Regions from separate parts of the Homo sapiens genome. Here all the other regions are linked to region 1. A link is a contact called in ENCODE Hi-C or POLR2A ChIA-PET data. All regions are on one chromosome and are shown on one strand. The core of a region is the stretch at or near the end of the contact, and the rest is flanking DNA. Distances in the headings are between cores, read along the strand shown. Region 1 overlaps PTCSC2 (papillary thyroid carcinoma susceptibility candidate 2). Region 2 holds the start of TRMO (tRNA methyltransferase O). Region 3 has its middle 23 kb from the start of FOXE1. Region 4 holds the start of XPA (XPA, DNA damage recognition and repair factor).

Region 1 (5,010 bases), core at 479-2,978:
AGGTATATCCCTCACACTTTCCAAGGGTCACCTTATTATTTTAATCCTCCCAACAGATTGGTGAAGTGGGAACCATCATACTCTAACTTCTCCTTTTTTTTTTTTTTTTTTTTTTTTTTTTGAGACGGAGTCTCCCTCTATTGCCCAGGTTGGAGTGCAGTGGCGCAATCTGGATTCACTTCAACCTCTGCCTCCTGAGTTCAAGCGATTCTCCTGCCTCAGCCTCCCGAGTAGCTGGGACTACAGGAGCGTGCCACCATGCCCGGCTAGTTTTTTTGTATTTTTAGTAGAGACGGGGTTTCACCATATTGGCCAGGCTGGTCTCAAACTCCTGACCTTGTGATCCGCTCGCCTCGGCCTCCCAAAGTGTTGGGATTACAGGCGTGAGCCACCGCGCCCAGCCACTTCTCCTTTTTTAATTTAACATTTTTTATTTTGGATGACGGGTATTTATTATTTTTATATAATTCTTTGAGTCTTTTTGTCCTGCATACTTTCAAGGTTTAAAAAGGGGAAGGAGGAAAGCAGGGACTCTCAGGCCAGATCCAAAGAGTGGCTCCCCTATGGAACTGTCTTTGGGCACCCCAGACTTGAGCCTGAGCAAGTGACTAGCTCTGCTTCCTTCCCAAGGTTGGACTACAATCTCAAAGTGTTGGTGTAGAATGAGGCCCCACTGCAAGTGGCTGCCCCCAGGACCAAGCTTACCTGCCCTCCTCTTGCCTCAGTTCCTTACTTGTTGGTTGGGACAGCAACACCACCTTAAAGCCCTGGGGAGGACTGGCCTCAAAGGCTCAAAGAAGGTGCTGGGTGACTGCAGCTCCTGTCAGACCTCCCTGGGTTGTGTGTGCACCTGTGTGTATGTAGTGTGATGTATGTGTATATGTGTGTGCCTATGTGTGTATGTGTGATCACACTTCTAGGGATCCTGGTGTAAGGTCAGGATACCCTGTCCCACTCCATCCCTCTCTAACAGCAGCTCCAAGGACCATGGCCCCAGGAACTAGGCACAAGTGACAGGAGACACTTGCTATGTCTAAACCCAGTGCACCCTCAGCCCGGCCTCGCCTTTTCAAGGACGGCTAGCACAGGCCATCATCCTGGCCCACGATGAAGGTGAGCATCAAACTCCAATTTCTGAAGAGGAAACTGAAGACCAGAGAGGGGAGGTAAACATCCCAAAGTCACCAGCAAGTCAGTGGGAGACACAACTTTAACCCTAGTTTTGACTGGCAGTCTGTGGGCATCGAGGCCACCATTCCATGTACCTAATGTGTGTCTGGCAGTGTTCCAGGCCTCACCTGCATCATTTCTAATCCTCTCAACCAGAGGATCAGAGAGGTGGCGTTTTTACCCCTAGTACACAGAGGAGGCGCTTGGGGTTCAGAGGCACGTGTGGAACTAGACCGACGCCACTCACCCCAGCAGGTGGCCAAGCGGGATGGGAGCGCGGGTCTCCCCATCCCCAGCGGTGACGGGCGGCGGCTCTTTCCTGAAGAATGGGGCGGCGTCCGCAACGGGAACCGCTGGAGGCGCTCCCCGGGACCCTGGCCCGCCCTCGCCCCCGCGCATGCCTGGCCGCTGAGGCGTGAGAGCCGCCGCCCGGGGCCTCCCCCCGCGCGCCTTGCACAACCGGCCCAGGTAAGTGCTGCGTCTCTGGGCAATTATCGCCCTCCCGCCGCCGGGGCTGGCCGCGCACAGGGCCCACGGCCAAGGCACTCGCAGCCACCCAAGGAGAGCTGCACGGTCTACGACGGCCGCCAGCGCGCGCGATTTCACAAGGCCCGGGAGCGGGGACGGGGCGGGGCGGCGGGGGCGGTGACGTCACGCGCAGCCACGCCCCGCGGTTGCCCCGCCCCCGCGCTGGGCCGGGCCTGGGGAGGAAGCGATGCGAGGCCACCTGTCCACCTGCGCCGCTTCGTCCTTCCTCCTCCTCCTCCCTGTCAGCTGTTTTTCTTTCTTCCCATCTCCCATCTCTTCCTTTTTATCCCTCTCATTCCTCCCTCTTTCCGTCCGTTTCCTTCTCCCTTCCCCATCTCCTTCCTTTTAATTTTCCTTTTCTCCTCCCTCCCGCCTTCCTTCTCTCTGCTTCCTTTCTCTTCCTCCCTCCCTCCTTCTCTTCCGCCTGCTTCCTTTCTTTCTCCTCTCTCTCCTTTCTTCCTTTCCTCCTCTCCTTTTTCTTTTTCTTTTATTTTCTTTCTTTCTTTTTTTTCTGAGACGGAGTCTCCCTCTGTCGCCCAGGCTGGAGGGCAATGGCGCGATCTCGGCTCACTGCAACCTCCGCCTCCCGGGTTGAAGCGATTCTCCTGCCTCAGCCTCCCGAGTAGCTGGGATTACAGGCTCCCGCCACCACGCCCGGCTAATTTTTTTGTGTTTTTAGTAGAGAAGGGGTTTCACCATGTTGGCCAAGCTGGTCTTGAACTCCTGACCTCGTGATCCACCTGCCTTGGCCTCCCAAAGTGCTGGAATTACAGGCGTGAGCCACCACGCCCGGCCTCATTTCTTTTAAACATGTATTTTAATATTTTTAATTGTTGTGGAGAACATGTCACATGAAATTTACCATCTTAACCATTTTAAGTGTGCAGTTCAGTAGTGTTAGCTGTATTCACATTGTTGTGCAGCAGAGCTCTAGAACTTTTTCATCTTGCAAAACAGACTTTATACCAATTAAACAACTCCCCATCCCACCGCCCCTCCTAACCATTATTCTACTTTGTGTTTCTTCTGTTCTTTTTCCCTTTTGGGGCCTTTGTTTCTTTTCCTTTATCTCTCCCTTTTCTTCCCCTCCCTCTCTCCTTCTCTCACTTCTATAAAACCTAATGGCCCCGCTGCCTGGGCAGCCCTCTCCGGCCTCTGCCTGGACTGGGCCAGTGGGCCTGTCAGCAAGGCTGTTAGAGTTTGGTGAATCATCATTCTTACCTGATGTGTCAGGGCCAGTGGGAGGCCCCTGGAAGCCTCACTTGGCTTTTCACTGGTAGGCAAACACGTCCAGCAAGAAACTTCTGCCAGGAAGAGTTAATTAGGAGAGAGGCCCCGACTCCCCCAGAGTAAGAGGGTCGGCCTGGGAACCCCTCTCTTCCCTGGGCCTTCTCCAGCCCTGGGGCTCCCCTTCTAGACGGTAGAAGACAGCCACGATGATGCTGATGGGGGTGATAACTTGGACTGACACAAAACGCGTTTCTATAGACATTATCTCATTCTTGTTCTCACAATAATCCTAGGAGGTAGGTGTTATCATTCCCATTTTACAGCTGAGGAAACCAAGCCTCAGAATTCTAAGTGAAGGGATTTGCCTATGGCCACAAAGCTGCTCAGCTGCAGAGTTGGGAAGCTGGGGGACGCAGGTTTGTATCACAAAAGCAGGAAAAATGTGGCTAGATCAGAGTGCAAAACACTACAAAAATGATTTGCTCCTTCGTCTGTGTTCCCATAGTGCTTTGTTTAGACTCCTGGTTGTGGACTGTACCTGATGGGTTTCTCCATCAGCTGGGCATAGACAAGGGATATTGAATGAACAAGTGGTAGAGGTATCTGATAGCATGCATAGCAAGTGAAAAGGAAGAACGTTGGTTTCTAGGCAGCTAAGAGACTTTTTTTTTTTTTTGAGACAGAGTTTCGCTCTTGTTACCCAGGCTGGAGTGCAATGGCGCGATTTCAGCTCACGGCAACCTCTGCCAGTTAAGAGACTTTTTAATCAAATAGAGCTGCCACCCAGATGTCCTTGGGGTTTCTGGAATTTTGGCCGTCCATACTGGGAATGTATTGAGAGAATAAGGTGTGGCTGGAGTTGCAGTTCTCCCACTTTTTCTGGGTAGGACCTCTGGTTCATGGGACAGTTCACATTCTTTGAGCAAGTTCTGTTTCAATCTCTTTGCAATATGTTGGTGTGGAAATAATTTTTAGTATCACAGGTAATCGTGGAAGATAGTTAATGTTCACCAATTATCCAATTCTCTTTTACTTCTAAGTATGTGGATGCATATACTCTTCTGTCCCCTTGAAATAAAGCATGGTCATGTGACTATTTTTGGCTGATAAATGTGATTAAAAGGAGTTGTTCCTATCTTTTGGCTATTGTGAAGACTGCTACTATGAACATTGGTGTATAGGCTTTGGTTTAGACACTTGTTTTCAATTATTTGGGATATATACCTAGGAATGGAATTGCTGGGTCATATGTAATTGTATGTTTAATGTTTTGAAGAACCACCAAACTGTCTTCCATAGTGGCTGCATCTTGTTACATTCCCACCAGCAAGGTACAAGGGTTCCAATTTCTACATATCCCTGCCAACACTTGTTATATCTTCCCGTTTTTTGGATAATAGCCATTCTAATCGATATGAAGTGGTATCTCATTGTGTTGCCTTTGTTTCTGAAAGATACTTTTACTGTGTGTGAAGTTCTCGGTTGACATTTTTACATTAAAGATTTTTTCCCCACTGTCTTCTAGCTTGCATTTTCTTCCAATAACAAATCTGCTGTCATCTTTATCTTTGTTCCCACTGTATATAATATGTGTCTTTCTCTGACTACTTTTTAGATTTTTCCTTTATCATTTGTTTTGAAATGTGCCTTGGTGTCATTCTTTTGTTTGGAATTCACTGGGCTTCTTAGATCTTTGCATGTATACTTTCCAACTTTTGGGAACTTTTGACCGTTCGTTTTTAAACACATTTGTTGAGATATAATTTATCTACCATACAATTCACCCATTTAAATGTACAATTAACTGTATATTATTATATGTGTTGATGATGTGCACCCATCACTGCACTCAATTTTAGAATGTTTTCATTATCCGAAAGAGAAACCCTGTTCTTTTTGGCCATCATCTCCCAACCCTCCTCACCACCTTCCACCTCCCTACTTCAGGCAAGCACTATTCTACTTTCTGTTTGTACAGATTTGCCTATTCTAGATATTTCACATGAAGAAAGCATACAATATGTGGCCATTGACCGGCCTGCCTTTCTTTCCCTCCCTCCCTCCCTCCCTCCCTCCCTCCCT
Region 2 (5,103 bases), core at 1,393-3,892, 120 kb before region 1:
GCCAGGATGGTCTCAATCTCCTGACCTCGTGATCCTCCTCGGCCTCCCAAAGTGCTGGGATTACAGGAGTGAGCCACCGCGCCCGGCCACAACCATATAATAGTTTCTTACCTCTCAATGACACTTCAACATTTATACTTTCACATAAACTATTTTATTTGATCTGTACAAAAGTATGTGAAATAGGCCAGGCGGTGATTATCACTCTCACTTAAAGATGAGGGAATAACATAGAGGGAAGGTACTCACCCAAAGTCACATCTGACTTCCTCAGTGCTTTTTTTTCTTCTTTGGAATGTGCTTCTGTCTCAATTTCACCTGCCAGAGTGGGCCAAAATTAGAGGAAAAAAAAGAGTAAACTGAAGTCTCAAGTTCTAACAGCGTTGCATTAAGATGGACCTTAAGAGATTTGCATACGTACAGTGCACAGGAGCACAAAGATGAGATGGGGAAGGAGAGGGAAAGAGGAATGCAGTACATTAGAGGAAGCAGAATTTCTCTCTCCACCTCTCGGGACCCTTTCTGCTTGCCCTCTTACATCACTCCCTGCATTCACACACCACTTCTGCTTTCTCACCATTCTTGTTTAAACATCACTGTGCATCTAAAATTCTTCTGGCGTTCTTCTTGGCTTAGAACCTTTAGGTGACAGAATTAAAGTTTTGCAAGAATCCTTCTAGCTTGACTTTGTGCTGCCCTCCTCTCATGTTAGGTTAGAAACCCATGAACCATATGATATTATAGCCAAAATGATGTGTGGGACGGTTCAAAGCTTTAGTTGATTCTCAAAGGGGTCCTTCACCCAAATGAGAGGTTAAGAATCACTCTACTGAGAAGTGTTTCTCAAAGTAGTACAAGCTGAAGACTACATAATTATTTAGGTCATTTCTTTAAGGCAGATTTCTAGGTCTTACATCTGGAGGAGAGGTTAAGTCTTATAAACTGCAAATAATCACATATAATTCCAGACAAGATAATAAGAACTTCAAATCATAGACTAAAAAATGTGCTGCATATTTAAGTTCCCGTTTTCAGTCAAGAGAAATTTTACCTATAAAAGAAGTAGCAATCTATTTCCCTAGTATATTCAAATCAGCTTTGCATTTCAGTACTTGTCACACTTGGTAATTACATATTTTTTTGTGTGATTAACAACGTCTACCATGCCCTCCAGGAGGGCAAATATCTCTTTAAATCTAGTCTTTCCACAGATAAAGCGGGACTATCATTTTTAGCAACACCACCATCTAGTGGCAAGCGCAGTAATTCTGGCCCAGTTTTATAAACACACACATACACACACACGCGCGCGCGCTATATATATATAAAACAATGATTTTCAAACTTGTTTCTCCAGCTGCACAGAGCTGTCCCTCCTAAAAAAAATGGCAGCCTTTTCCAAGTTGTCCTGTAAAAATGACCTGCCAAAAGACACTATATGAATTTGATCAGTTTTATCTTATTTTTTAAACCACAATCTTTAATTATTTGGCTCCTCCTGCTGGTTATTTTCTACCAGAAATCAATGACAAATGGACAGACATGGAAACATCTTTTCATGGTTGTTAGACTTTTCAATCTGTGACTCATATGCTTTTGAATATTTTATACTGCAGATGTTAACAGATAAAAAGATAAAAGATTTTAAAATTTCTCCCAGAAAGAGAATTATATACAGAGAAACTTACTAAAGGTGAGAGACAGCATTACAAGTGGGTAAAAGATAGGCTATCATTGCAAGGACAACTGGTCATTGCATGGGATTAAATGATTCTTGTTAGCTCTTAGCTTCTCAGAGCTGTCCAGAAACGACAATAATCCCCACAATGCACATGGCATGTTGACTCTTATAATTCCATTCTCACTTCAGTTCCGGTAAGGTGTGGAGCACAAGAAACAGTTCCCACTCCTTAACCCCTAGCACATAGTAGGGCTCCTTTATAACATCCACCACACTTGAAATAAGACTTATTTGGGGTTGTTTCTGACAAAGCATAACTTATATTATGGAAAAATTTCCCACCACCCAGGGATAATTTTTTTTTTTTTTTTTTTTTTTTTTTTTTTTTTTTTTTTGATACGAGGTCTCGCTCTGTCACCCAGGCTGGAGTGCAGTGGCGCGATCACGGTTCACTGCAGCCTCAAACTCCTGGGCTCAAGCGATCCTCCCGCCTCAATCTCCTGGGTAGCTGGGACCACAGGTGCCTGAGAATTCTTAACATTTCTTAACGTCCAGTCCTTCCGCTCTGTGTTAATTACATATACACATCCCTTAAAAATTAGGGTCATACTGGACGTATAGGTTACTTAATAATGTTTCGAGAGAGACATAGTTGCGAGTTCTTCATGGAGGTGTGTTCCCTCTCAAAAAGCGCGGGAAGCCGGAGTCGCATTCTACCCTAGGAGGGCGGGCAACTGTAGCAGCTGTGTGTAAGATAAACGAGATTGGGGTCCCGGAGGGGCACACGCCCGGGATAGGGTTCGAAGCCCCATGGAGAACTCAAAGCTTCCCTCAACGCCACCCTGCGCGCGCACATTCTCCTGGGTTCGCGGGACCTCGCCGGCGAGGCCACTGCGCATGCGTCAGGCATGGAGAGCGGAAGCGGAAGGTTGAATGCGTCGGGTGGGCACCTCAGCAACCAGTAGCCATGCGCGGCTTGGAGGAGTCGGGGCCTCGGCCTACAGCGACCCCGTGCGGCTGCGTTAAGCCGGCTCTGGAGACAGGTAACTTCCAACACCGGCGGTGCCACACTCTGGAGAGGTTTAGGCCCAGGCAGCGGACTTCGTTGCCGAGAGGGGTGTAAAACGCACGATCTGGAACTGACGTGCGTCATTCTTTTACCTACGGCGAAGGCACGGGTCACGTGCTGCGGAGACCACGTGATGTGCTTTGGCGAGCGGGATGACGTCATCTGGCTTGTTCCGCTTTGTTATAAGACTTGTACTGTCTGCGTAGTCTTGGCTCAGTAGCTGGAGCAGCTACGTGCAGCGTAGGGGCTTTTCTCTTAGGGGTTTCCTTGCCATAGCGTATGGGAGATGGTGTTAGGCGGGTTAGGAATTAATAAATGCCATAGAGAGGCATCCTGCGCTGTAGGAATGAGGACAGAGAAGGGGGAAAGTTTCTGGGGGAGAAAATAGTTTTAAATTGGGCCTAGAAAGACAAGGCATGAATTTGTTTCTCTTTACTCACACGTTTTCATAGAGGAATATATTAGCTTTAGAAACTGGAAAGCAAATGGAAGAAAATTAAAATAACCTGCCAGAGAAAGCCATTGTCAATATCTTGGTGTCTACCTTCCACGCTTGTTTCTTTGCATACACACTTGGAAAGTGAGGTACTATACGACCTGTTTAGTAACGTTAAAATAATTTAAAAAAAAATCTTAACAGGGCAGTTAATGTTAATTATAACACTTTGGGCCGGGCGCAGCGGCTCATGCCTGTAATCCCAGCACTTTGGGAGGCCGAGGTGGGCGGATCACGAGGTCAGGAGATCGAGACCATCCTGGCTAACACGGTGAAACCTCGTCTCTACTAAAAAATACAAAAAAATCAGCCGGGCGTGGTGGTGGGCTCCTGTAGTCCCAGCTACTCGGGAGGCTGAGGCAGGAGAATGGCATGAACCCGGGAGGCGGGCTTGCAGTGAGCCGAGATCGCGCCACTGCACTCCGGCCTGGGCGACAGAGCGAGACTCCGTCTCAAAAAAAAAAAAAAAAAATTAACACTTTGTTTTGTTATTATTAATTTTTGTAGAGGCAAGCTCTCACCGTGTTGCCCAGGCTGGTCTCAAACTCCTGGGCTTAAGCAATCCACCTGCCTTAGCCTCCCAAAGTTTTGGGATTACAGGCATGAGCCACTGCAACCAGCCTAACGCTTTGTTTTAGATATGTGCTCTAATTTAACCAGCTTCCTGTTACTGAGCATTTAAGTTATTGCCAGTTTGCATTGTTCTAAAAGAAAGCTCTTGAAGCCGAAATGTTTGTGTACATTCTAAAGTTTGAACTTTGTTAAATTTCTTGGAAGTGCTATTACCTGGCCAAATGTGCTTATTTAAAAAAAATTGTTGCACACTGCCGATTACAGGTCTCATATTTTGACAGGAAGGAAAACGCAGAAGCCAGGGCTCAGAAGTCTACACAGTATAGGTTTGGGGAGCTAGAAGTCTAAAGTGTTGGATGGAACAGGGAGGTGGGAACCTTTGGATTCTGATTGTGAAGAAACTTGAGTACCAGGCTAAGAAATACAAAGTCTGTTAACAGTGGAGAATATGAAAAGTTTAAAGTTAAAGAGTTAGCATAACACAAGAAACTCTAGGAGTGTTGAGGATTCGTCTAGAGTATTTTGAGAAGGGGAAGAACTTGCAGTGGGGACAGAAAGCCTAAGAAGGGTAATTTAATAGTACAGGTGGAAATGAAAAGGACCTGAACTTATTTTCAGAGCAAGACGTGTAGACAATCCTGTACACAAAAAACCCCACATTGATTGCTTGCTGGCTTTTTACTTATTACACAGTTAATACAGTTGTAATGTTTAAATGAGGAAAAAGCCTGAGCAGGGACTTTAAAAAGCACTCCTTGCTGGGCACCTTCTATTTTATTGGATGCTTTCCTATTTTATTAGTACTTTTACAGCTTTCCAAAGTAGGTAGTATCCCTTGTTTTATAGATGAGAAAACGGATTCAGAGAGAGAAGCTAGTTTTTCCCATGGTCACACAGCTAGTGTAGTGGCCCTGTGTTGTTTTTATCCTTTCTCCATTCTGAAACCAGTCCTAATTCTCTCATGCTCCTTTGAGGAACCACTTCTCCCCATTTCCATGAGGTTCTTGTGCTGGTTTTTGTCATACCTGTGCTTATTTATCTCTATCCCTGCAAAGGCACCTAGCTAGAATTGTTGATTTACTTGTCTTTCTCTGTCAATGTACTGGAAACCCTTGAGGACGAGAACTGGTTCATATTTGTACCCCAAGTCCTTAGCACAGTGCTTACCAAAATGGTAGGTGTTTACTGTTCTTTTGGGTTTTTGTTGTTGTCGTTTTGAGATAGGCAAGAAGAAGAAGACCAGAATTCCCCTTGGCAAACGGTGTCAGGTCTCTGCTTCAAATA
Region 3 (4,800 bases), core at 251-2,750, 73 kb before region 1:
ACAAAAATTAGCCAGGAATCGTGGCACGCACCTGTAATCTCAGCTACTCAGGAGGCTGAGGCAGGCGAATCGCTTGAACCTGGGAGGCAGAGTTTGCAGTGAGCTGAGATTGTGCCATTGCATTCCAGCCTGGGTGACAGGGCAAGACTCCATCTCAAAAGAAAAAAAAAAGTTTCAGCTACATCTTCCTTTTGCATGCCTGTCTCTGCCTCTGCCACCAATCTCCCCAAGGGTGGGAACCCTTTCTTTTTTTCTTTTCTTTTTCTTTCTTTCTTTTCTTTTCTTTTCTTTTTTTTTTTTTTGAGATGGAGTCCCGCTCTGTTGCCCAGGCTGGAGTGCAGTGGTGCAATCTCGGCTCAGTGCAACCACCTTCCTGGTTCAAGCGATTCTCCTGCTTCAGCCTCTTGAGTAGGTGGGACTATAGGCGCCTGCCCCGACACCTGGCTAATTTTTGTATTTTTTAGTAGAGATGAGGCTTCACTATGCTAGCCAGGCTGGTCTCGAACTTCTGACCTTGTGATCCGCCTGCCTCGGCCTCCCAAAGTGCTGGGATTACAGGCATGAGCCACAGAGCCTGGCCATTCTTTTGTATTTTTATTCGAGCCAGGGTTTTACCATATTGGTCAGGCTAGTCTCGAACTCCTGACCTCAGGTGAGCCACTTGCCTCTCCCTCCCAAAGTGCTGGGATTACAGGCGTGAGCCACTGTGCCCAGCTGGGTGAGAACCATTTCTTAGATCCATCTTCTTTCTTCTTCTCCAGAGACCCACACAGGACCACATGCTGCTAAACACGCAGAAAAAAATGTTGAACAGAATGGCATTCTGCCCTCTTTGCTTGCAGTGGGCTCGCTCTCATCTAACAGCCGCTCATTCTTCCCACGTGTCCAGCCTGGTAGATTTGTGCTGTAGCATGCACTGCTTCAGTCCTGAGAGACTGGCCAGATTCCAGGGCCCTTGTACTCACTGCTTGATGAAGCCAGAGGAATGCCTGCAGCGGATGAGCACATTCCCAACCAGTGTGCAAATAGTAATGAAATCACTGCAGCTTCCTGTGGGGAGTCAAACACCATGACCCTAACCCCAGCAAGAAGATGCTGATGGGTACATTAATAGACATGGATTTTCCAGGATGCAGAGTCCTTGCATTTCACTCTGTCCTGGATCATTACCATTAAATTATAGCGTTATCTTTTTCTTTGACTTTTCAGTATCGTGAGATTGCAAGAAAAGGTTTTCTTAGATCTTCACTTGCTCAACAAGGAAATGGGATGCCGTGGGAAGTTATGAGTTCCCTGCCTGGGGTGCTCGATAACTGATTGGCAGGGATGTTGTGGAGGCGGAGAGGAGGACTCCAACCCCAGGATGCTATGAGTCTTTAGTGCCCATTGTCCCTAGGACGCCACCAGAGGTACGCAATCTGATGCGGATTTCGCAACACAGCTTCTGAGGTTAGTGATGCAAGTTCATTCAGGAGAAAACTGTGTGGCTGGTGAGATAGACCCAGGCTGTTGAGGCTGCTGCTGGGGCTAGAAGGGTCTGACTCATGCTTCGCAGCCCGTGCCAGCATTTCAGAGGGAAGCGATGTTGTCTCTTGTTCTTCCTCCGCTCATCCCCTAAGCCAGGCGTCTGGTCTTCAGCCCTTGTCTCTTTCATTGCACACAACCACCTGAGAAATCTCAGCCACCCCCCAGCCTCAACCCCCATCTCTGTGATAACTCCTAACTCTGTCTACAGCCTTGACCTCATCCCTAAGCAACAGACTCATATAGCTAACAGTTTATTGGACATCTTCATCTCATTGTCCTACATTTCAAACATGATGTTATAAAATTGGGATGTTTTCTCCTGGCTTCAAATCTGAAGTCCCTCATCCAGCCAGCCACCCCATACAGAAACCTTCCTCCATCTCCCTCTTAAGTTCATTTCTACCTTGTGTGCAAGTCCTGTGTATTCCACTTCTATGGCGTCTCTTCTTATTGGCCTTTTTCATTCTAGCTCTATTACCACTGATTTCATTCCTGCCAGAGTGAGTATACTTCAACCCAAGTGGGACTCCACCTCCACCAGGTGGTCATTCCCCTAAAAAAAAAAAAACAAGCATAAAACACAAAAAGACTGACAATACCAAGTGTTGACAAGAATATAGAGCAATGAGAACTCCTGTGCATCCCTGGTGGGCGTGTACATGGGTAGAACAACTTTGGGAAACTAGAAGTATCTACTCAAGTAGATATATGCATAGCCCACAACCCAGCAATTCCACTCCTAGATATGCATGCAACAGATTTACCCCCAGAGGAGCACGTAAAGGCATGTGCAGGAAGGTTTACAGCCCCAAACTGGAAACTGCACAAAGCTCATCAACAATTGCAGTGCATCCATACAATGGGATATCAACCAGCAATGAGCAAGAACAAAGTGCATTTATGTCTAACAACATGGGGGAGTCTTGCAAACATATGTGGAGTGAAAAAAGCCACACACAAGAAAATAGTGAAAACTAGTTTATGATGTTAGGATGGTTATTTTTCTTGTATGTAAGTAGTTCCTGAAAGAGGCCAGAGTGGATCTCTGGAGTTTTAGTAATAATTTGTTATTGTTTTAATCTGAGTGCTATTACGTAGATGCGGTCAGTTTGTGAAAAATTTTGTACTTTTCTATACATATGTTACATTTCAATAAAAAGTTTACTAAAACACATCCACCTATGCATACACACTGAAAAAACAAAATCTCTTCCATGGTTCCTCATGCCCTGAGGAGAAACTTCCAGACCCTAACAGAACACTCATAGATCTCCATGATGTGACCCTGCCTGCCAGGCCACACCCTTCCCATCAGTACTATGTGTGCCACGCACTAGACCATTCTCCTTGCTGATCTCTGTGCTACTCCTTCAGCCTGAATCCCTCTGTCCACCTGGCTCTGTCTGAAGATGCCACCTCCTCCGTGAGGCCTCTTCTGATTTCTGAGACCACACATGCTGCTTTTCTTTCTCACACAGCTCTGAGCTCTTTCTGCTTGCATGTGTTCCCTTGACTGAAGGCAGCATGCCATGAAAACGCAGCCCAGGGAGAGATTTGTGTGGTCTCAGAAATCAGGAGAGGCCTCACAGAGGAGGTGGCGTCTTCAGACAGAGCCAGGTGGACAGAAGAATTCCAGGCTGAAGGAAGAGCACAGAGACCTGCGCAGAGAATGTGGAGTGGGCTGGTAGATGGCACACATGCCCCAGGTGGGCAGGAGGGGGCCTGCTAGACAGGGTCACATCATGGAGGGCAGAAGGTAAACCTCCTCGAGGTGGCAGAAATGGTGCCTGGTTCATCTTTGTAGACCCTGCTAGGGCCAGTGCTGTGCCTGGTACAGTGCTTGAGCTAACAAATGTTTGAGAAATGATTGAATGTATGCTCTGAGTTAAGCTGTAGTCCACAGTGCCAGAAAGCCAAGACACCCAGTGTGCCTGCAAACAAGCTTCTGCCGAGAGCCAAGTCCCTTTGGAACCAAACACATCCTGTAGTCCTTTATTGGCTGCTGACAGCCAGGTCGATGTAAATGTGTTGTGCAGCATTGTGGGCGTGTCCAATTAGACTCAGTGAGATGGAGCAGCCCAACTAACATGAATAAGCTGTGCAAATATGTGGTTAATGACCATGTCGCTCCGTGTCAATTCTTAATCCCGGATAATTAGCAGATAGATAATTGGTGGAAAAAGGGGAGGTGCTGATGGATGGCCCATCACTTGGGTGAAGCTAATGATCCTCTATGGATTAAGACCCACCCTCTGTAAGTGTTGATGGCTCTTATTTGAAATGCTCCTTTTGAAAGGGCCTAGATCCAAGAAAAGGTGTCAGGAACTCCAGAGCTGGGCGTTGGCATCAGGACTAATTCCCTGGGCTGCTTCCATGAAAGGTGGGCTGACATGTCCCGCTGCTGCCAGCCTTGTGCAGGCAGCCAGAGTCCTGGGCTACTCCTGACTTGCTGGGTAATCCCAAGGAGGGCCTTTTTCCTCTCTTAGTTTCATCGTTTGTCTAATAGCAAAGAGCGGGAAGGCTGGGGTGGGTGTGCTGACTTGAGAATCCACTGTAGATGAGAGTTTCCCTCACCTGCCCCTCCTTAACTACATTGGAGGTGTGTCATTCGCTGCCATTGAAATGGTTTGGGTGGACTAGCTGGCCTTGATGATAGGGTGCGGTGGAGGGGACATGCAGGGGTTGAAAGCAGACACCTGAGATGGAAGCTTGTGGTACCTTATGTGATTTGAGGCAGGGCCAGCTAGCCGTCCACCAGGATGGGTGCATCTGGTGCCACAGGGTGAGTCATCACTGCACAACAATTGCTCAGCCAGCAACTCCATTTCCCAGGCCCCTTTGCACTAAGTCAGGTACAGTACAGTGTTTCCTGTTGTTGACAGCTGGCATTTGTTCCGATTGGCTGGGTGTCCACTCCGACTGGTTGGTGCGTGTGCTGAACTAGCCAAAAAGTATTTTTTCTTTTTTTGGTTTTAAGGAGCAAAAAGTTTAATAGGCAAGAAAGAAGGAAGAAAAAAGAGACCAGCTCCCTCATACAAAGACAAGGGAGGAGGACTTGGAACAAAGAGAAACCCTGTGTGCAGCACAAAGGCAGTCCATTATATAGGGAGGCTGGAGGAGGCAGTGTCTGGTTTGCATAGGTCTCAGGGGATTGGTTTGACCAGGTGTGTCATTCACGTAGCCCATGAACAACCTGGCCTTCCCACCTTAGCCCTTTAATATGCAAATGTCGGTCGCCATGATGTTCTGAACACATGGTGTTATCTGGAGGTG
Region 4 (5,394 bases), core at 2,789-5,288, 110 kb after region 1:
AGGGAGAAGGGAACATGAACTTGGACTATGCCTTCGGCCCTAACACCTTTCTCAAGGGAAGGACTTTGTAAGACCTTTGGTAGTGGGAGTGACCTTTGGCAGAAGGGGGTTGGGTGCAAGACCGGGTGTGCAGTGGAGAAGGAAGGTTGGGATGGAGGACCAGGATAAGGGGGTGGGGGAGCGGAGCCGAAGGAGAAGGAGGAGGGGATGGTGGTGGGAGGGGGACTGAGAGAGGGGGTTTGTTGGCAGGGTTGAAATTACAGGAGGAAGGCTTGCCTGGAGGTGTGAAGTGGTATCTCACTGTGCCTTAATTTGCATTTCCCTAATGACTAATGATGAATATATTTTCATGTGTTTGTTGGCCATCAGTACATCCTCTTCGGAAAAATGTCAATTTAAGTCCCTTGCTCATTTTTAAATTGGGTTGTCTTTCTGTTGTTGAGCTGAAAGTGTTTGTTATAAATTCTGGATACTAGACCCTTATTGGATATCTGATTTGCAAATATTTTCTCCCATTCTGTGGGGTTTTTACCCCAATTTTCTTCATAGTGTTCTTTGACGTAGAAAAGTTTTCAATTTTTTTTTGACCTCTGAACTTTTTATTGGCCTCCTGCTCCCCAAAGTGTACCCTGCTTCTGCTGGCTTAATGTCTCAGAACTTTGGTGTCGTTGGTCAGACACCACTTTGCCATCCACTATCCGGCGGGTGGTGGTCTTTTGGATGGTTTGCATGGAGTTGCTGCTGTCCAGGGCATCACCAAGATTGAAGTCCTTGCCATCCTCCAGCAGGCAGCAGTAGGCAGTGCTCTCAGCCTCCAGCTTGACCTTGATGTTCAGCAGGGCCTTGTACTCTTGAGCCTGGCACTGTCCCTCTGCCCGGGTCTGTGCCAGCTCTGACTCCAGGTGCAGCAGGATCCCGTTGAGCTGCTCCCTCTGCAAGGCATAGCGGGCCTCGACCTCCCTCAGGCTGTTCTCCAAGCTGGCCTTCAGATTTCTCATGGAGTCCAGGTTGATCTTCAAGGACTGGACTATACATCTCAGCTCCGTGAGCATCATCCCAGCAGCTCCAACCTCGGTGGACTGCGTGGTGACCACTGAGGTGCTCTCCTCAATCTGCTGAGACCAGTATTTGTCCAGCTCCTCTCAGTTCTTCCGAGCCAGCTCATCATATTGGGGCCGGATGTCTGCCATGATCTTGGCAAGGTCCCGAGACTGGGGGCATCTACCTCCATGGTCAACCCAGAGCTGGCAATCTAGGCTTGTAGGCCTTTTGTAATGCCCAACCTCATTTTTCCTTTTTCACCTAGGCTTGTTTCCACCTGAACAGACTCTCCCTTAGCTAAGAGAACCAGACAAACTCCATCTTGGCTCTTTCACTGGCAGCCCCTTCCTCAAGGACTTAACTTGTGCAAGCTGACTCCCAGCACATCCAAGAATGCAATTAACTGATAAGATACTGTGGCAAGCTATATCCACAGTCCCCAAGAATTCATCTGTTTGATAACGCCCAAAGCCCTGCATCTATAACCTTGTAATAGTCTTAAAGCCCCTGCATCTGGAACTGTTTACTTTCCTGTAACCATTTATCCTTTTAACTTTTTGACTACTTAACTTCTGTAAAATTGTTTTAACTAGACGACCCCCCCTTTCTAAACCAAGGTATAAAAGTTAATCAAGCCCCTTCCTCGGGGCCGAGAGAATTTTGAGCGTTAGCCGTCTCTCGGTCGCCGGCTAATAAAGGACTCTTAATTCATCTCAAAGTGTGGCGTTTTTTTAACTCGCTCGGGTACAACACTTTTACTTCCTCTTCGTGGTTCTTCTTCATGAAGAGCAGCTCCTCCTTGAGAGCTTCGATCTCTGTCTCCAGCTGCAGCCGAGTGACACTGGTGTCATCAGTGACCTCCGGAGCCCATGGATGTGGCTCTCCACAGACTGGCGCATGGCCAGCTCTGTCTCATACTTGACTCTAAAGTCATCAGCAGCAAGACCAGCATTGTCAATCTGCAGAACAATGCAGGCATTGTCCACAGTATTTGTGAAGATCTGAGTCCTCAGGCCCTCAATGGTCTTGAAGTAATGGCTCATCTCTGACCTGGGGTCCCTTCTTCTACAGGTGCTCCTGGATTTTACTCTCCAGCTTCCAGTTCTTGGCCTCCAGGCTCCTCATTCTGTCCAGGTAGGAGGCCAGGCAGTTGTTCAGGTTTTGCACGGTCTCCTTCTTGTTCTGGATGCCTCTCATTCCTGCCAGACCCCTGGCCATCCCCGCGGCCAGGCCCCCGGAACCCATGCTGCTCAGGTAGCTGGTGGAGCGGGACATGGAGATCCGGGAACCAGAGCCCCCGTGCCTGTACAGACGCTGGCTATGCTGCTGACCAGCCGGACACCGTAGCTGGGTGCCTGGACAGAACCCAGGGACCGGTAGTTGGTGGAGAAGGTGGAGCGAGTGGTGAAGCTTATGCTGTCCAGGGAGGAGAGTGAGAGGACAGGACTCAGGCTTTGCCGACGACTTTAATTTTTTTTTGAGACAAGATGTTATTGTGTTGCCCAGGCTGGAGTGTAGTGGTGCCATCACAGCTCACTGCAGCCTTGACCTCCTGAGATGGGTTCTTGTTACATTGCCCAGGTTGGTCTTGAACTCCTGGTCTCAAGCAATCCTCCTGTGTTGGCCTCCCAAAGGGCTGGGATTACAGACATGAGCCACTGCACCTTGCCAATTATTATTATTTTTTAATAGTGACAGGGTCTCACTGTGTTGCCTCAGCTTGTCTTGAACTCATGACCTCAAGTCATCCTCCTGCCTTGGCCTCCCAAACTGTTGAGATTACAGGTGTGAACCACTGTGCCCAGCCTAGTTTTTAATTTTAATGAAGTCCAGCTTTTTTTCTTTTGTTGCTTGTGCTTTTGATGTTATGGAATTTGAAATAGTTTCACCTGGGCAAGATTGATGGGTAGGGAGAAAGAAGGATCTGAGGGGAAGGGAGATGGGGATGGCTTGAGATTCTATCTCCAATTCAACCTAAGATTTCAGCAGGTAACTGCTTTATACGAGGTTTTGCAGCTTTATGTATATATGACCGATAAATTAGAACACTGAATTGTGTTTCTGAAAGGTTAACCATTGAACATTAGTGGGAAACATCAGTGTGTGAGGTTGTCTTTCTAAAAGCCAGTCCTAAATGGTACATGTAGTAATTAGAAGTTAATGTTTTCTGGTTTCAATTAAGCATTATTTGTAACAAAGGGAAAGCATACATTTTTGGGAAAGCCTGCTATGTTTCTTTTGTTACACTAGCCACACTTTTGGGAAGTCAGGATATTTGGCCCAGATCCAAACCCACTGTCTACCTGGCAGTAGCTCATCCTCACTGAAGGAATATTCCATGGGAAAGATAGCCAACCTTATGCATATCAGCCTTGGAGCAAGTCCTGCATTTGCCTGAGGTCACACAGCAAGTTAACTGGGAGTTTCAACCCAGGTCTTCTCATTTTAAATCTAAGGCTGTGTCTCTAGGCCGTGTATCCAACATAAAATCAGGACTATCATCTGTTGGGCTCTATGACTGGCACTACTACTACTCACTGTTACCATTTTTTGAGGTCTTCTACGTGCCAGGTTATTGTCCTGGCAATCTAATCCTCCCAAAGACTCGGTAAATGGTTCCATAATTATCCTCATTTTACCACTGAAGAAACTGAACTCTGGTTAAATAACTTGCCCAAGGTCACACAGACTTTAACTGTCAAGAGCTCAGACTTAACCCAGGCCTGACTCCAAAGCCTATACTCTGAATCACCAAGCGAGACCTATTTTAAAGGTGACCAGGTCGTGAGATATGATCTCAGCACGGACCCTTCTCCCGGATGACAAGAGAGCAGGTAGTTAGGCGGGTACTCCGTGTCCGCGCATACCCAGACTCCGCCCAGCGCCCGGGCAGGCCACCCCGAGCCCCTTAACTGCGCAGGCGCTCTCACTCAGAAAGGCCGCTGGGTGCGGGGAGCGCAGAGGCGGTGCAGGGCGGCTGGCTCGCCTCGGCGTGCAGTGCGCGTGCGTGGAGCTGGGAGCTAGGTCCTCGGAGTGGGCCAGAGATGGCGGCGGCCGACGGGGCTTTGCCGGAGGCGGCGGCTTTAGAGCAACCCGCGGAGCTGCCTGCCTCGGTGCGGGCGAGTATCGAGCGGAAGCGGCAGCGGGCACTGATGCTGCGCCAGGCCCGGCTGGCTGCCCGGCCCTACTCGGCGACGGCGGCTGCGGCTACTGGAGGTTTGGGCCGCGTCCGCGCTTTCCCCTTCCCTCTCCCCGCCTCCCCGGTCCCCAGACTGGCTCGTGCAAGCCGAGTCCCGGGGCCCGGGGGTCGCGTCAACTCCGCTGGCGTATGTGTGCAGATTCTCCCCGAGTCGGAGAGGGAATCCGCCCAGCCAGCCGCCTTGTCAAAGCGTCCTGTCCACGACCACAGAGCGTTCCTCTGTCGCACGCGGGCCTCCTGACCCCCAGCCCCGGGCCTTCTTCGCTGCACCTCGGCTGCTGGCAGCTTCGATTTTTCGTTTAGGGATGCAGCCGCCCCGGCCGGGAGGTGTCAGCCACTGCCAGGTGTCAGGGCCTCAGCTGTCCCGGAAAGAGGAGTTAGACTAGTTCTTGATTCTGGCCTCTATACCTAGAACTAGTTGATGGAAGAGGCAGATCTTGGTGTTTGTTAGGGAGAGCTTTCAACAATTAGAGTTGCCAAAAGTGCAATGGATTGCTTCTCATGAGCTTCCCGTTACTAGAAGCGCTCAAATAGGAACTGGAAGAACGCTTACTTATGTGGAGGAGAGGAGATTCAGCAATCAGAATCTCCTACTCAGCAATCAGAAGAAGGGACTGGATAGTAAACCTTTAAGATTCTAATCCATAGATTCCATGAGTCTATTTCTTGGACATGTGACCTCTGCGATTTCTTGGCAAAAACTAGTTGCTCAAAACGTGTTTATTGATTGAAGTAAATTAAGGACTGATCTCTCATTGCAGATTATTCTCTTATAGAATTTGCCACTGGGGTCAACTAATAATCTTTAACAGGATACTTAAAATATAGTTTGGTTGACAGGCAGTTCTTCAGGGCTGCCTCTATAACATGAAGTACATGTGTTCCTAAAGCTCTATACTGCCCTTTGTCGAGCACAGTTTAGAGCTGTATTACTCTTTTTTATCAGCCAGATGTAGTGAGAGTGAGAAGAGTCTGAGGCTGGCAGCATGTCTTGATGTTCATACTAACACCGAAACTGCAAATTCCAGCTACTTTTGATGGTACTGGTCTCATCCTTTCTACTTTATAGTGGTTACCTTTTATTCCTTTCTAAACTTGAGGCACGCTAGAGTCAGACAGAAAGTTCATTTGCACTGATTAATTCATAGTCATGA

Evidence for each region. A loop is a pair of places that touch in the nucleus more often than their neighbours do. ChIA-PET counts read pairs that join two places held with the same protein, here RNA polymerase II (POLR2A). Pooled maps may share reads with other maps.
Region 2: a map of B cell shows a loop between it and region 1 (35-fold over the local background). The contact joins the promoter of TRMO here to the enhancer-like site in region 1. A Hi-C loop is called at or near these places in 2 of 168 maps with a recorded cell type or tissue (B cell and naive thymus-derived CD4-positive, alpha-beta T cell) and 8 of 50 pooled maps. POLR2A ChIA-PET finds 5 or more read pairs at or near these places in 4 of 52 experiments (AG04450, GM12878, K562 and 1 more).
Region 3: a map of mammary epithelial cell shows a loop between it and region 1 (5-fold over the local background). The contact joins two enhancer-like sites. A Hi-C loop is called at or near these places in 4 of 168 maps with a recorded cell type or tissue (MCF 10A, PC-9, mammary epithelial cell and 1 more) and 4 of 50 pooled maps. POLR2A ChIA-PET finds 5 or more read pairs at or near these places in 5 of 52 experiments (HEK293T, Panc1, RWPE1 and 2 more).
Region 4: a map of naive thymus-derived CD4-positive, alpha-beta T cell shows a loop between it and region 1 (12-fold over the local background). The contact joins the promoter of XPA here to the enhancer-like site in region 1. A Hi-C loop is called at or near these places in 6 of 168 maps with a recorded cell type or tissue (CD4-positive, alpha-beta T cell, CD8-positive, alpha-beta T cell and naive thymus-derived CD4-positive, alpha-beta T cell), 4 of 37 single-sample maps with no recorded cell type and 14 of 50 pooled maps. POLR2A ChIA-PET finds 5 or more read pairs at or near these places in 2 of 52 experiments (Panc1 and naive thymus-derived CD8-positive, alpha-beta T cell).

What each region holds. Positions count from the first base shown.
Region 1 is chr9:97,800,354-97,805,363 of GRCh38, reverse strand. It overlaps PTCSC2 (papillary thyroid carcinoma susceptibility candidate 2), which reads left to right. Exons shown (of 11, transcript NR_147055.1): 5 at 974-1,113. Among named protein-coding and RNA genes, the nearest start is that of PTCSC2, 50 kb to the left of the region's middle. RefSeq lists a silencer at 1,394-1,963. Within about 2 kb of position 1,728, at least 15 of the 41 ENCODE cell types and tissues checked have a DNase peak (open chromatin) inside an H3K27ac peak, as active enhancers do; they include PC-9 and mammary epithelial cell, where a contact is called at or near this core.
Region 2 is chr9:97,920,039-97,925,141 of GRCh38, reverse strand. TRMO (tRNA methyltransferase O) reads left to right here and starts at 2,642. Exons shown (of 5, transcript NM_016481.5): 1 at 2,642-2,724. The coding sequence starts at 2,649. RefSeq lists an enhancer at 2,590-3,039.
Region 3 is chr9:97,873,616-97,878,415 of GRCh38, reverse strand. No RefSeq gene overlaps it. Among named protein-coding and RNA genes, the nearest start is that of FOXE1, 23 kb to the right of the region's middle. RefSeq lists enhancers at 2,736-4,480, 189-4,480. Within about 2 kb of position 1,500, at least 8 of the 41 ENCODE cell types and tissues checked have a DNase peak (open chromatin) inside an H3K27ac peak, as active enhancers do; they include PC-9 and mammary epithelial cell, where a contact is called at or near this core.
Region 4 is chr9:97,695,984-97,701,377 of GRCh38, reverse strand. It overlaps XPA (XPA, DNA damage recognition and repair factor), which reads left to right and starts at 4,038. Exons shown (of 6, transcript NM_000380.4): 1 at 4,038-4,257. The coding sequence starts at 4,086. It overlaps PTCSC2 (papillary thyroid carcinoma susceptibility candidate 2), which reads left to right. Exons shown (of 11, transcript NR_147055.1): 11 at 1,307-1,753. It also overlaps the pseudogene KRT18P13. RefSeq lists a silencer at 3,877-3,976 and enhancers at 4,527-4,576, 4,587-4,646.